Regions from separate parts of the Homo sapiens genome. Here all the other regions are linked to region 2. The links are chromatin contacts, found by Hi-C or POLR2A ChIA-PET in ENCODE. All regions are on one chromosome and are shown on one strand. The core of a region is the stretch at or near the end of the contact, and the rest is flanking DNA. Distances in the headings are between cores, read along the strand shown. Region 1 holds the start of ATXN1 (ataxin 1). Region 2 holds the start of SMIM13 (small integral membrane protein 13). Region 3 holds the start of FARS2 (phenylalanyl-tRNA synthetase 2, mitochondrial). Region 4 holds the start of CDYL (chromodomain Y like).

Region 1 (2,778 bases), core at 279-2,778, 5.7 Mb after region 2:
AAGGAAGGGCCCCCTCCGCGTCGCGACGGCCCTCGCCCCCCGCCCGGCGCGCGCGCGCACAAATACACACACACAGTCACTCACACACTCACTCACACTCACGCCGCGCTCCGACACCGCCTCACCTCTCGCTCCGCCCGTCCGGCCCCCTTCCCTGCCCCCTGCGGGACCGGCCTGCGCGCAGCACTGGAACCACGTAGGAGGAGGCGGCGGCGCCCCCGGGAGTGGCAGAGTCTCCGGCCCGGCCCAGAGTGAACGAGCAGTGGGGCTCCAGGGCGCATCCCAATCCCCGCAGCGCCTCCTCCGCGGCGGCCGCCGCCTCCTCCTCCTTCCCCTCCTCCTGGCTTCATTCACCCTCCCAGCAGCCGCGCAGCCGTTCACTCCCGGCTCAGGGCAGCGCCTGCCGCGGCTCCTCGTCTCCTGCCGCGGGTGCTGGCGGGGGCGCCGGCCCGGACTGGGGCGCTCGCGGGCTCCCGGCTCCGGGCGGCGGCTGCCGCTGCACATGATCAGGAAGCGGCCGCACCAACAGGGCGGCGGTGGCGGCGGCGGCCAGGGCCGTCACCGCCACTCCAGCCGCGCTCCAGGCACCCGCACACCCGCTACCCCCGCGCGGTCCCCGAGGCCACCCCTCTGCGCCCCCCGCCCGGCACCCGGCCGCGCGCAAAGTCCCGTCCCGGCTGCAGGAGCAGTCCCTTCCCCGCCCGCAGCCGCACACCCGGCGAGGCCGGCCCTCCGAGGGGAGACCCCCGCCCCAGGGCGCCGAGGCCGGGCGACCACCCGCGGAGAAGTCCAGCCCTCCGTGAGACCCCCTCTCTCTCACCGCCCTCTCCGGGGAGGAGGAATGGGAAGAGGGCGGCCGGGAAAGGGACCACCCCCCAACCCCAGCCGCCGCCTCCCCCCTGCGCCACCCGGAGGGAGGAGGACATGGCTCTCCGCACTTGCGACCGGACCAGCAGCCGGGGGAGCGGGGCGCCGCCGCCGCTCTCCCCGCCCGCGCCCCCCGCCCGGGCGCGCCCCCTAGCCCGGCGGGCGCCCACCCAGCCCCTGACAGCCCCCCCGCCGGCCGCCCCTGCGCCCAGAGTGGGGGTGTCGGCCCGGGAGCCTGGAGCCGGGGACGGTTGTATGTACACACATACACACACACACACACACACACGCACACACACAGAACACGACGCGTCGATTTCCTTCGCTCCTCTTCCAGCTGTTTTCCGTGCAGCCGATTGGGGTTTTGGGTTTGTTTGCTGGTTGTTGCTTTTGCCCCTCTCGGGAGATCGGGGGAGGAGGGATTTTAATCTAAATAAGGGGAGAAGGGAATGGGGGAGGGGGGAAAGAATCGGAGGAGGAAAAAAAAATAGTCACTTACTGTAAAGTGTAAATGGATCTGGGGTTGCGTGGGGAAGGGGGGGCAGAGGGAGAGAAACAATGTCTTGCGGCTGCTGTTGCTCTGGCTGCTGCTCCACGGGGCTTGTTTTGGATCCCCCTGCAGTGAAACAGGTCCTGTACGGCTCCGCCACTGTAGTAGAAATGATGTCTGCGGTATACTCTGCTCTCTCCTCCTCCTCCTCCTCCTCCTCCTCCCCCTCCTCCCGCTCCCCTCCCCTCCCTCCTCCCTCCGCCCGCCCGCCCTCCCTCCCTCCCTCGCGCTCTCTCGCGCTCGCTCGCTCGCTCGCTCCAGTATGTAAATGTGTAATAGAAGCCAAATATGGAGCAGTTGGCTGCCGCCGCCGCAGCTCAAGGATCCGACTTCATGGGGGTGGGGGGCACCCTCTGGCGGGCGGCCCGGCGAGCCGCACAGAGCACGGCGAGCGCACCGCGCGGCGGCCGGCCCGCGCCCTTAACCCTTCGCTGCGCGCCGCCCGGGGAGGCGGGCACCTTTCCCAAAGAGTGGCTCGGGATGGGGTGCGGGGGAGGGGAGACGCGGACCGGAGGGCAAGGTTCCTTCCAGGTTTGGGAAGGGGGCGGGGAGCTGGGCGATGAGGTAATTTGAGCGGTGACGGGTCGGTCCTCGCGCGCCTCCCTGGGTCCCTGCACCTAGTTGGAGGGGACTGAACGACAACGGGGCGCTACTCAGGCAACCTGGGGGACTCCCCCAAGGGCTGTCAGGCTTCAGCTGGGAGCCGATGCAACACCCCAGCGGGGAGGGGAGGTCGGCCCATTCTAATCCCGACGTGTCCTTGGTCCCAGGCGCTCGGAGCAGCATCTGAGAGGGCTCACTCTGATCATCAGCTGCACGTTAAGCCACAAACCGGCGTCGCTTCGGCGTTCCGGAACCCAGGCCTGGGGGCCGCGGGGATTGCCTCTGCGTGCAACTCCGGAAAGTTTCAAGGGGTCCCCCGACTGCACAGGTACCCTCACCTTTCCTGCCGGCGAACGCTGGCGACCGCCCGACCCTGCCCTCTTTCTCTCTTCGCACGCAGGTCCGGAAATCGGCTTTGATATGGAACTACTCCGCTCTAGCCTGGAAAGGAGACCCGCGCACTCCTCTCGCAGCTAATTTCGGATCATTAATTTAATCGGAAATGAGGTAACCAGTGTAGGAGACAGAGAAAGCAACCGGAGCATCAAATGGCAGTTCTCGAGAATCGACGAGGAACTTAAATCTGGACTCAGGGTTTCAGTGCGGTCTCCGACTCCCACCACCCCGCCCCTCCGCCTGTCTCGCCGCCAGGTGTGACCTCCACGCGAAGGAATCTTCTTCGGATGGGTGCACCTTGCCAACAGGTGTGGCACCTGGAGGACTAGGAGGCGCCTCCAGACTAAGGGCGCTCAGTGCGG
Region 2 (3,009 bases), core at 411-2,910:
AAAGGCACTTTGTCTTATTCACTGCTGTATCCCCAGCACTTAGAACAGTGCCTGGCCCCTATAGGTATTCCAATATATGTGAATCAAAGAGAAAAAGGTCCTTTAAAATAAATTATTTTAGTTCTTCCGATGGCTGTTTTCTTTTCTTTTCTTTTTTTTTTTTTTTTTGATAAGAGTCTCTCTGTTGCCCAAGCTGGAGTGCAGTGGTGTGATCTCGGCACACTGCAACCTTGGCCTCCTGGGTTCAAGCGATTCTCCTGCCTCAGCCTCCTGAGTAGCTGGAATTACAGGCGCCCACCACTACCCCCGGCTAATTTTTGTATTTTTAGTAGAGACAGGGTTTCACCATGTTGGCCAGGCTGGTCTCGAACTCCTGACTTCAGGTGATCTGCTCGCCTTAGCCTCCCAAAGTGCTGGGATTACAGGCGTGAGCCACCTCGCCTAGCCCTGACGCGTATTTTCAACTGGCTTTTAATAAAATGTGTTTTAATTATGCAACATAATTGAACCACCCATGAAAAAAGCACACACTGATTTTTTGTAAATATATCTTAATTGCACTGGGTTCATTCTCTTCACAGGAATCTATATTAAATCTGTTGCAAAGCAAGTAATTATCCTTTAATGTATTTTTATACATGGTATTTGTTCCTAATGTTGCTTCTTAGGGAATACAGTTCACATAGTAGGGCAGCTGGGTATGGCAGGATACATTTATTAAATCAAGGGATTGCTGCTTAGAACTTTTGTGTTTGTTTTTGGAGACAGAAGACAGGAAACTGTAATTTTTAGAAGAGTAAAAAGGTATCTCAGGGAGCAAAAGAATCACAGGAAAACTCGAAGGCTCTGATTCCTTCTAAAAGAGGGACACATTTACCCTCTATTCTTCTGGGGGCACCTCTTTAACAAATGAATGTAATCTGGCGGAAGTGGGGAGTTTCAATTTTGGGTGGAGATACAGTAGTTGAGATTACTACAGTGTCTTGTTTCGTAGAGGTGTAAGCCAGTGCGGCAAAATCTCCAAGCTTGGTCTCAAGGAGGCAGCTGGGTCTAACTTACAACTCAGGCAGGTGATTTGAGGGCAGTGCAGCTGTCCTTAAGTCACCCGCGGGCCATTTCTGAAATGCTTTACTTACGAAAAGATAGAACATAACATCTGTTGCAGGGGGAAAATGAGATTTCGTGTCCTGACCCGCGTCTGCGGCAGGGACCTGAGTTCTTCCTCCAAGTCCCAAATAGCCAACCTTCGCCCCCGGCAACAGGGCTAGGTGCACGAGCAACCAGTTTTTCAGGCAGCCGCCTCCTCTTTCCTCTCTCGCCGTACTTCATCGATTACGGCTAGAAACAAAACGACTTTGTATACGGAGTAATGGTTGAAATCTCACTGGCGCCTCAGCAGGACGGGCAGCCAGATCCGCGGCTTTGGAGAAGGCCAGCCCACGGTCGTCCGACTGAGGCGACTTGAGCAAGACCAAAGGCAGAGCCGCCCGAGAATGAAAGCAGCGAAGCCCGAGTGGCGGTGCATTCTGGGAGTTGTAGTCCCTGCGAGACAACGCCGTCCCGACTCCACCAGGCTCTGCACTCCATCTCCCAGCCGACCCCGCGCCGCGGAGGAGGCGAGCTTGGTGATGAGCTGCCCCAGCGGTAGGGGGCCTGGGGCGGAGAAGCCGCTACAGCCGCGGCCGGGCGACGCTGACATCTGGCATCCCTGGGGTCTCAGAGACACGGGTGGACAGCGACGAGGGCCTTGTGGCCGCCGTGTGTACCCGTGCTTACCCTCTGTCCTCCCTACAGGCGCGCGGCGTCCGCCATGGAAGCGCATCCGACCGCTGGGGTCTCTGGGTGCCGCGGCCTCGGCTCTCCGGGGCGATGAGGGACTAGAGGCGCCCTGAGGCCCGCCTGCCTCCCGCGCTCTGGCCACCCCGGCGGGAAAAGGATCGGGCGGGCGGGCGGTCCCACAGTGCCCGCCTTTGCGCCGCCCCACCCCCTGGGGGCGCTGCCGAGGGGGCGCCAGCCGCCCATGCCGCCCCGGCGCCCAGCCGCGCCTGGCGCCCGCCGCTGAAGCGCAGGACGCGCCGCCGCCCGCGCTCACCGCCGTCCGCGCCAGCCGCCCCGAGCCGACTGCCCTTCTGCCCCCAAGATGTGGCACAGCGTCGGGCTGACTCTGCTTGTGTTCGTGGCCACGCTGCTGATCGTCCTGCTGCTGATGGTGTGCGGTGAGTGGGGGCGGTAGCCGCGAGGCAGTTCCACACGCCGGGTCGCTGATCTGCTGGGGTTTTTTTTGTTGTTTGTTTTTTTGAAAAAAACAAAAGGGCGTGGACGGACAATTGTCTTAAAATCAACTGTTGTCCCTTAGCCTCTAGGGCTGAGCGCAGAGGTGGGCCCTTTACTCATGGCCGGCCCTCGGGCATCCTGGGGAGGGAAAGGACAGGCTCCAGGGCTTCCTGCCTCTGAGTGAAACTCAGCCTTGCTTCACCGGCAGCGTCTGCTCTTTCATTCTCACCACAGGCTGCCCAGATTGTAACCTTGGCCTGCATTCGAAGGTGAAGTGATTGATTGGTCCTTTTTCATTTGCACAGATTCTGACCTTAATAATGAGAGGTGTCACCTTCGTTTCATCAGCGAGTGGGGTAGAGTTGGGTTTTCAGCACGCGTGAAATTGTTTACTTAGAGTTCAGCCTTAAACTCAATTCCAAGCAGAGATGTGGAGACCAGGCAGAGCTTAGAAACACCGGCTATATTAAACTTGCAGGGTCGGGTAACCTAACTCTCAGTTCTATAATAATGGTGCTATTTCGAATGCTGTGCGTATTTTCCTTCTTGGAATGAGAGGACGTTCAACTTTTTTCTTCAAATAATGGTAGCCCAATTTTAGATCTTTTTGATTTCTTTGTACATGTATAGTAGCTGATAACCACAGGTCTCTTAGCAAAGTGGCTAAGCAATTGTGAAAATCTAAAAAGTACGTAGAACACGTGTCAGTGAGTTTACACATATTTATAAGACTGA
Region 3 (2,781 bases), core at 1-2,500, 5.8 Mb before region 2:
ACTCTTCCAGTGCTCAAGGGAAGTTTTACATATGCAACACACTGGCCTTAACTTCACAAATGACTGATTTCCATCCCTTTTTTCTCTTCTGCAGAAACATAACACTAATCATGCTCCTAGAATAACTACCAAGATAGCCTTTAGGGGGAAAACGTCACAAGACATGAACGTCTCCCCTGGTAGAAAGAAAGGCTCCTCCCCGAGGTCTCAGAGGCCACACCTGTAGGCAGGAGCACGCTTTTCGATGGCGGAGCCCGGTCCTTGCCTCGCAGCCGCCGGCAAACCACGGTGGCTCCCAGTCCCCGGGGATATTCCGCGTCAGCCCGCACCCCCGGTCCCCGGCCCCTGGCCCCCCGCCCCCGGCCCCCGGTGCCCGCTGGGTCACCTGTAATTGTAGGCGCTGAAACGCTTGCTCTCTCTCAGCATCGCCCGGTACAGAGATAACACTTGTGCGCGACTGGAGGCTGCCATTTTGGAAAGAAAAAAAAATAAACGGGTCCTCTTCGCCGAGGTCCCAAGTACGACCCAACCCACGAAACTCCAGCCTGTGCGGAAACCACGAACGAAATAAAATGCTGCGGCTCGGCTTTGCCAGCGGGCCGGGCCTAAGCCTAAGCGGGCAGCCCTGCGGATCGCGGACGGCGCCAGGCGTCCCGCGCCGCTTCGGGGGCGGGCGCAGGCAGGGCTCGGGGCAGCTAAGGGGGCGGTGCTGGGAGGGAGATGCCTCCGCCCCGCCCCGATCCCGCCCCCGCCCGGAGGCTCGGGACCCAGCAGCCGCTCCACGCGGCGGGAGGGCGGGGAAATAAGAGGACTGGCCGCCCGTGCATCCAGCCAAGCTCCTGGCGGACGGATATCGGAGGCCCAGGCATTCGAGGGACGTGCAGTTGCATCACGGAGAGCCTTTGGGAACCGTCTGGGGTCTTGGCGGAGACATTTGTGTTTCGGGGGCAGCGCCCCTTCCTACATCCAGGAGGCCGCGTTGCCCGGGTTACCGAAGGCCGCCGCACCGACGCCCCGCCCCTGACCGCCGATGCCCCTCCCACGCCGGCTGCGGTCGCCCTCGGCGCTGCCTGAGAGAGTTTGCGGGATTTCAAGGGTGACTTGATTTCGCCTGATCCTGGTCGGCAGGGTGGGGTTTCTTGGCATTCCTCAGGCCGGGGGATGCGACGTCTGGGTGTGGAGGTGATGAGCTAGGGGTTCTGTGGCACTCCGGCTCTGCTCAGGGCGACCTGCGTAGGGGCCTCTGGGGCAGGCCCGCTTTCTGTCAAAATGGCAGCGCCCAGCGTGCGCGGGTATCTCTGAAGTTGGGGTTTAAGATTCTTGCCCGTGAGAGCGAACGAGCCTGCCGTACTTCTGATTTTGAAACACCTGGGTCTGGGCTTCCCGGGCGAGCGGTGGGTGAGTGCCGGCCTCATTGCAGCCTGGGGTACGACGTGGGCGGTTGGTGTTGTAGGGGGTTTACATTGGCCGTGGATTTTTTCCTCTTTCCGGATGTGTTTTTGCTTTTGAGTGAAGAGTTCCCGTGGTTTTGTAACCTAATAAATGCATAAAATGCAGCTTGGGTTGTAGACTTTGGAGAATAATTAGAGACCTTTAGGGCTTTAGGCTTTCTCCAAGAAGCGGAGCAAGTTTTCAACCATGGCTTTCTTCAGAAGACTGCAGCTTTTTTGAATCATCTTATTAAAGTGGTGGATAAAGTTGCTTGTTCTGATCTTTGAGCATGGCACTGGACGCAGGAAGCTTCAGCCAGTCCTAGTTACTGTGTTTGCAAAGCACTTTTCTTGTTTTTGGAATCTTGCTTTATGTAATCAACCTTAGGAAGAACCACACCTTTCTGCACTCAAGCACAGCGAGAAGTACGTTATGCGTGAAAACAAAACAACTTTGCATTAAAATCCATCTTTCTCCGAACCACTTGGTCACGGTTGTGTTCTCATCTGCTTTAGTGTATTTGGTTTTGAAACGATATACCTGCTGTATGTCTAAACAACTTTATATTTTCAGGAACTTTTCTGTTTCCTTTTCTTTTTTTTGAGATGGAGTCTCGCTCTGTCGCCCAGGCTGGAGTGCAGTGGCGGGATCTCGGGCTCACTGCAACCTATGCCTCCCAGGTTCAAGCCATTCTCCTGCCTCAGCCTCCTGAGTGGCTGGGATTACAGGCGCGCGCTACCTCGCCCAGCTAATTTTTGTATTTTTAGTAGAGACAGGGTTTCACCATGTTGGTCAGGCTGGTCTCGAACTCCTGACCTCAGGCAATCCGCCCGCCTCGGCCTCCCAAAATGCTGGGATTACAGGTGTGAGTCATCACGCCCAGCCTCTATTTTCAGGAACTTTAAAGGCAGAAAAAACACTTCTCTGACCTTACCATTCTTTAGTGTACTTGCAACCTGGTGTCCTTGCATCCAGATATTCTTACTAATCCTGATGCAATGACATTTTTTAAAAGGCACTGAAGAGAAAATACTTTTATTAAGATATCTTTAAGTCTCCTCCCTGATTTCTTGAAAATCTCATGTCTGTTATTGTTTATTATTATTTTTTAAACAGGATAGCAAAACTTCTATTACTTCCTGGTTGGTCAGGTCATTGAGCAAATCTAGCCTCTGCTTTATTGAAAGGACTTTTTTGAGTTTTCCCTTTGCTATTTCTTAAAGGATCCAAGACCAAGGCAATTGCACATTGTTATAGAGTAAGATTCAGAGCTGATTTCTCTTGATACACTATTGTGTGCCAGTGATATGAAATGATATGCGGCACCTCAAAGCTACAACATTAATGCAA
Region 4 (2,844 bases), core at 148-2,647, 6.3 Mb before region 2:
CGCGGGGTCTGTGAGACGCCCCGTGGTTGTTGAAACGCTGTTGGGGGGCACAAACGAATAGGGCTTTAGGAAGAAAACTGGTGGGAGGAGCCTTGTGGCTCCAAGGTAGGTTAGGAACTGGAGCGAGATGGAGCACGGAGGAGTGAGGCGGCCCGAAGGATGCCCGGGGAGACATGGAGGAACTGGCGAGGGCTTCCCGATGCAGGGCCTGGGGGAGAGGGTGAACTAATGCCTCTGCAGTGCCCCGTGGGGAAGTTCCGCATACTCGGCCAGAGTGATCGGAGTTGGCGGCTGTCTGGGGGAGTTGGGTCAGGAAGCCCCTTCTTTCGCCACCGATGGGGCACGTCCAGGGCCCGGCAGGTGTGCCCTGGCAGTAGATCTTCCCTGGGAAGTGGAGCGCGGGCCAGCCCTCGCTGTTCTGAGCGAGGGCCTGTCGTGTAGTCCACACCGTTCCGCGAAAGGAACCACCATTGACAGCCTCGTTCGATTAGAACCCGGACCTCCCTGGAATCCAGACTCGGTCCCTTCCCAGCTGCGCTTCGGAGGAGGCGGACGCTCCGAGAGGAACCCAGAGGCCTGGCGTGGGGGGAGCTGCGGGCAGAGCGGAGGCAGCCGCGCCCTCGCGCCGCCCTCCGCCGCGCCCGGCTCCCGCCCCCCGGATCCCACCCCCGGCCTGCCGCGGAGCCAGCGTGCCAGCCGGAGCTCGCCGGGCCACCCCGCGGGGCGCGCGGCCCGGGCTCCGGGTCTTGGCGGCGGCCGGTGGGGCGGGCATGGGGTGGGGTGGGTGCTCCACCTGGCCACGCCGCCGGCCCTTCGCGGGCTGGCCCGGCCCCGGACGGGCGGGCGCACGGAGGCCGCCTCTTGGGCTCCTCCTGGAGGGAGGCGCGCGGTAGACGGCGCGGCCGCTGCCGTCGGGGCGGTGGGCTCCAGACGCGGGCCGGCTCGCTCGCATGGTTCCCTGCCCCATCTCGGGTCCGTCGCTGCCCGTCCTGGTGTGCACAACCGCGCTGCGCCTCGAACCTCGAGGTCCAGGTCCCGCCTGCCCTGGGCCGGGCCGCAAGCGCCCACGTCGAGGCGGGCTGGGGGGCGGTGCCGCGGGCCAGGCCGACCCCGCAAGCGGGACTGGGGAAGTCGGAGCCCCGCCCACCACCCCGCCCCCCGCGCTCGCGGCCCCGCCCCCGACTGCCCCGCTCCTCCCCTTCCTGCCGGCTCGCTCCCGGCCCCGCCGGCCGCCCGCCTCGGCCCCGAGCGGAGCCCACTGCTCCCCTCGGCTGCCCCGCCCCGCCGCCGCCCCGCCCCTCCCGCGCGGGCGGCCCGAAAACCCGGAGCGCGGGAGCGCGGCTCCGCAGGGCCGGGCGGCCGCACTGGGCATGCTCAGTAGCCGGGGCAGGTTTTTTGGTCGCAAGTAGGAAGCTTTCTGCACTACACCGGAGAGGGGAGCCGCGATCCGGCCGCGCCGCCCGCACGCCGCCGCGCCCGCCCCAGCCCGCCCGGCCCCGCGGCGGGGCGCGATGAGCCCGAGCGCGAGCCGGCCCGCCGGGGAGTGAGCGCGGGGCGCCCAGGGCGCGTTGCGTAGCTGCTCCTGCGCACAACCCCGCCGCGCCGCCGGCCCGCACTGGCCGCGGAGTGCAAGAGGCTCGTCCGTGCCCAGCGCCCGGCCGGCCGCGGGAGCAGGAAGCGCAGGCCACGCAGGACCCAACTGAAACAAAGTGTCGGCCGCCCGGCGCCGGCGCCCGCCCCGACCCTGCCCCTCCCGCCCGCAACTCCGCCGCCCACCATGGCTTCCGAGGAGCTGTACGAGGTACCTCCCCTCCCCCCGGCCTCGGGCCGCCCCCCGCCCGCCGCCCCTCCCGGCCCGGCCGCGCCGCCCGACGGCCCCGCTCGCCGCCCGCGCCCGCCGCGTCCCCTCCCCCGCCGCGGCCGCAGTTTGCTGGACGGGAAATGTGTGTGAGGGGAGCCCGAGCCTCCGTTCCGAGGGGCCCCGGCCGGGGGGTCCTGAAGTTGCCGGGCGTGGGGTGGGGGGGGGGGTCCCAGCCGTGGGGAAGTGGTGCTGACACAAGTGACTTGCTCGGACTGAGCTCAAAGTGCTCTTGGCGTGGGTCGTGGAAGTGGTGCCTCCGTTGCCGCTCGGCGGGGACCGTGGGCGGTACGGGGGGTGGGGTGTGGGGGGGTTTCTGGATCATTTGATAAAGCATTTGGGAGAGGGTTTTGCCCCTGGTCGGGGGGTGGCGGGGAGAAGACCGGTGCAAACGCTTTCGACTTTGCTGTTCGCCAAAGCGATGCAAAATCTCGCACCGAAAATGCTAAACGTTGACCACATGCTTTAATTAGGTTAGCATTGTGGCCAGAGCCAGGAAATTTAAATTTAACGCTGATACACCGTCATTCATTTGCGCCGCAGCGTTGCAAATGAGAAGGGCATAGCCAGAACTGTAAGTTCTGGTCGATGGGTTTAAACCAGCTTCAAGTTTGAGAGTTACCAATTTGGATCTTTAGACATGTTTTGTATGTCTCCATGTAACTTCTTTTGACGTATTTCAAAGTAGACTTCCTGGGAGTACAGAAGTTTGGAAGGCTTTCTGTTCTTCTGGATAAATGATTCTCTTGTTTCACATGTATTTATAAATAAGTTCCTAAGAGACTTAAAACTTGCGAAGACTCTCTAGACTCACCTTTATGATGCGTTTAGGGACCTGGGTGTTGAGGGACTTAAGGAAGCATCTGTAACAAGTAGAGCCCTGTGGCCCCAGGGATCCTTTCAGTTGTCTTCTCTTATGGGCGTATTATTGCTGTTGGCATAGAATAGAGCTTTGTTGTCTGCGATGTTAGTCTTCTAGCAACTTT

Evidence for each region. A loop is a pair of places that touch in the nucleus more often than their neighbours do. ChIA-PET counts read pairs that join two places held with the same protein, here RNA polymerase II (POLR2A). Pooled maps may share reads with other maps.
Region 1: a pooled map shows a loop between it and region 2 (34-fold over the local background). The contact joins the promoter of ATXN1 here to the promoter of SMIM13 in region 2. A Hi-C loop is called at or near these places in 5 of 50 pooled maps.
Region 3: a map of CD8-positive, alpha-beta T cell shows a loop between it and region 2 (7-fold over the local background). The contact joins the promoter of FARS2 here to the promoter of SMIM13 in region 2. A Hi-C loop is called at or near these places in 2 of 168 maps with a recorded cell type or tissue (CD4-positive, alpha-beta memory T cell and CD8-positive, alpha-beta T cell) and 7 of 50 pooled maps. POLR2A ChIA-PET finds 5 or more read pairs at or near these places in 1 of 52 experiments (WTC11).
Region 4: a map of CD4-positive, alpha-beta memory T cell shows a loop between it and region 2 (15-fold over the local background). The contact joins the promoter of CDYL here to the promoter of SMIM13 in region 2. A Hi-C loop is called at or near these places in 2 of 168 maps with a recorded cell type or tissue (CD4-positive, alpha-beta memory T cell and naive thymus-derived CD4-positive, alpha-beta T cell) and 4 of 50 pooled maps.

What each region holds. Positions count from the first base shown.
Region 1 is chr6:16,759,932-16,762,709 of GRCh38, forward strand. ATXN1 (ataxin 1) reads right to left here and starts at 1,529. Exons shown (of 8, transcript NM_001128164.2): 1 at 1,367-1,529. It overlaps ATXN1-AS1 (ATXN1 antisense RNA 1), which reads left to right and starts at 1,207. Exons shown (of 3, transcript NR_136240.1): 1 at 1,207-1,235; 2 at 2,188-2,348; 3 at 2,421-2,778. RefSeq lists silencers at 1-296, 307-786, 857-986, 1,463-1,622, 1,630-1,845 and 1 more and an enhancer at 1,983-2,778.
Region 2 is chr6:11,092,174-11,095,182 of GRCh38, forward strand. SMIM13 (small integral membrane protein 13) reads left to right here and starts at 1,661. Exons shown (of 2, transcript NM_001135575.2): 1 at 1,661-2,216. The coding sequence starts at 2,141. RefSeq lists enhancers at 1,268-1,808, 1,351-1,560, 1,809-2,350, 2,231-2,350 and a silencer at 1,821-2,130.
Region 3 is chr6:5,260,263-5,263,043 of GRCh38, forward strand. FARS2 (phenylalanyl-tRNA synthetase 2, mitochondrial) reads left to right here and starts at 1,251. Exons shown (of 7, transcript NM_006567.5): 1 at 1,251-1,398. It overlaps LYRM4 (LYR motif containing 4), which reads right to left and starts at 688. Exons shown (of 3, transcript NM_020408.6): 1 at 386-688. The coding sequence starts at 471. RefSeq lists silencers at 179-488, 549-768.
Region 4 is chr6:4,775,007-4,777,850 of GRCh38, forward strand. CDYL (chromodomain Y like) reads left to right here and starts at 1,398. Exons shown (of 7, transcript NM_004824.4): 1 at 1,398-1,801. The coding sequence starts at 1,778. CDYL-AS1 (CDYL antisense RNA 1) reads right to left here and starts at 420. Exons shown (of 2, transcript NR_183279.1): 1 at 266-420. RefSeq lists an enhancer at 89-742 and silencers at 550-1,179, 1,200-1,749.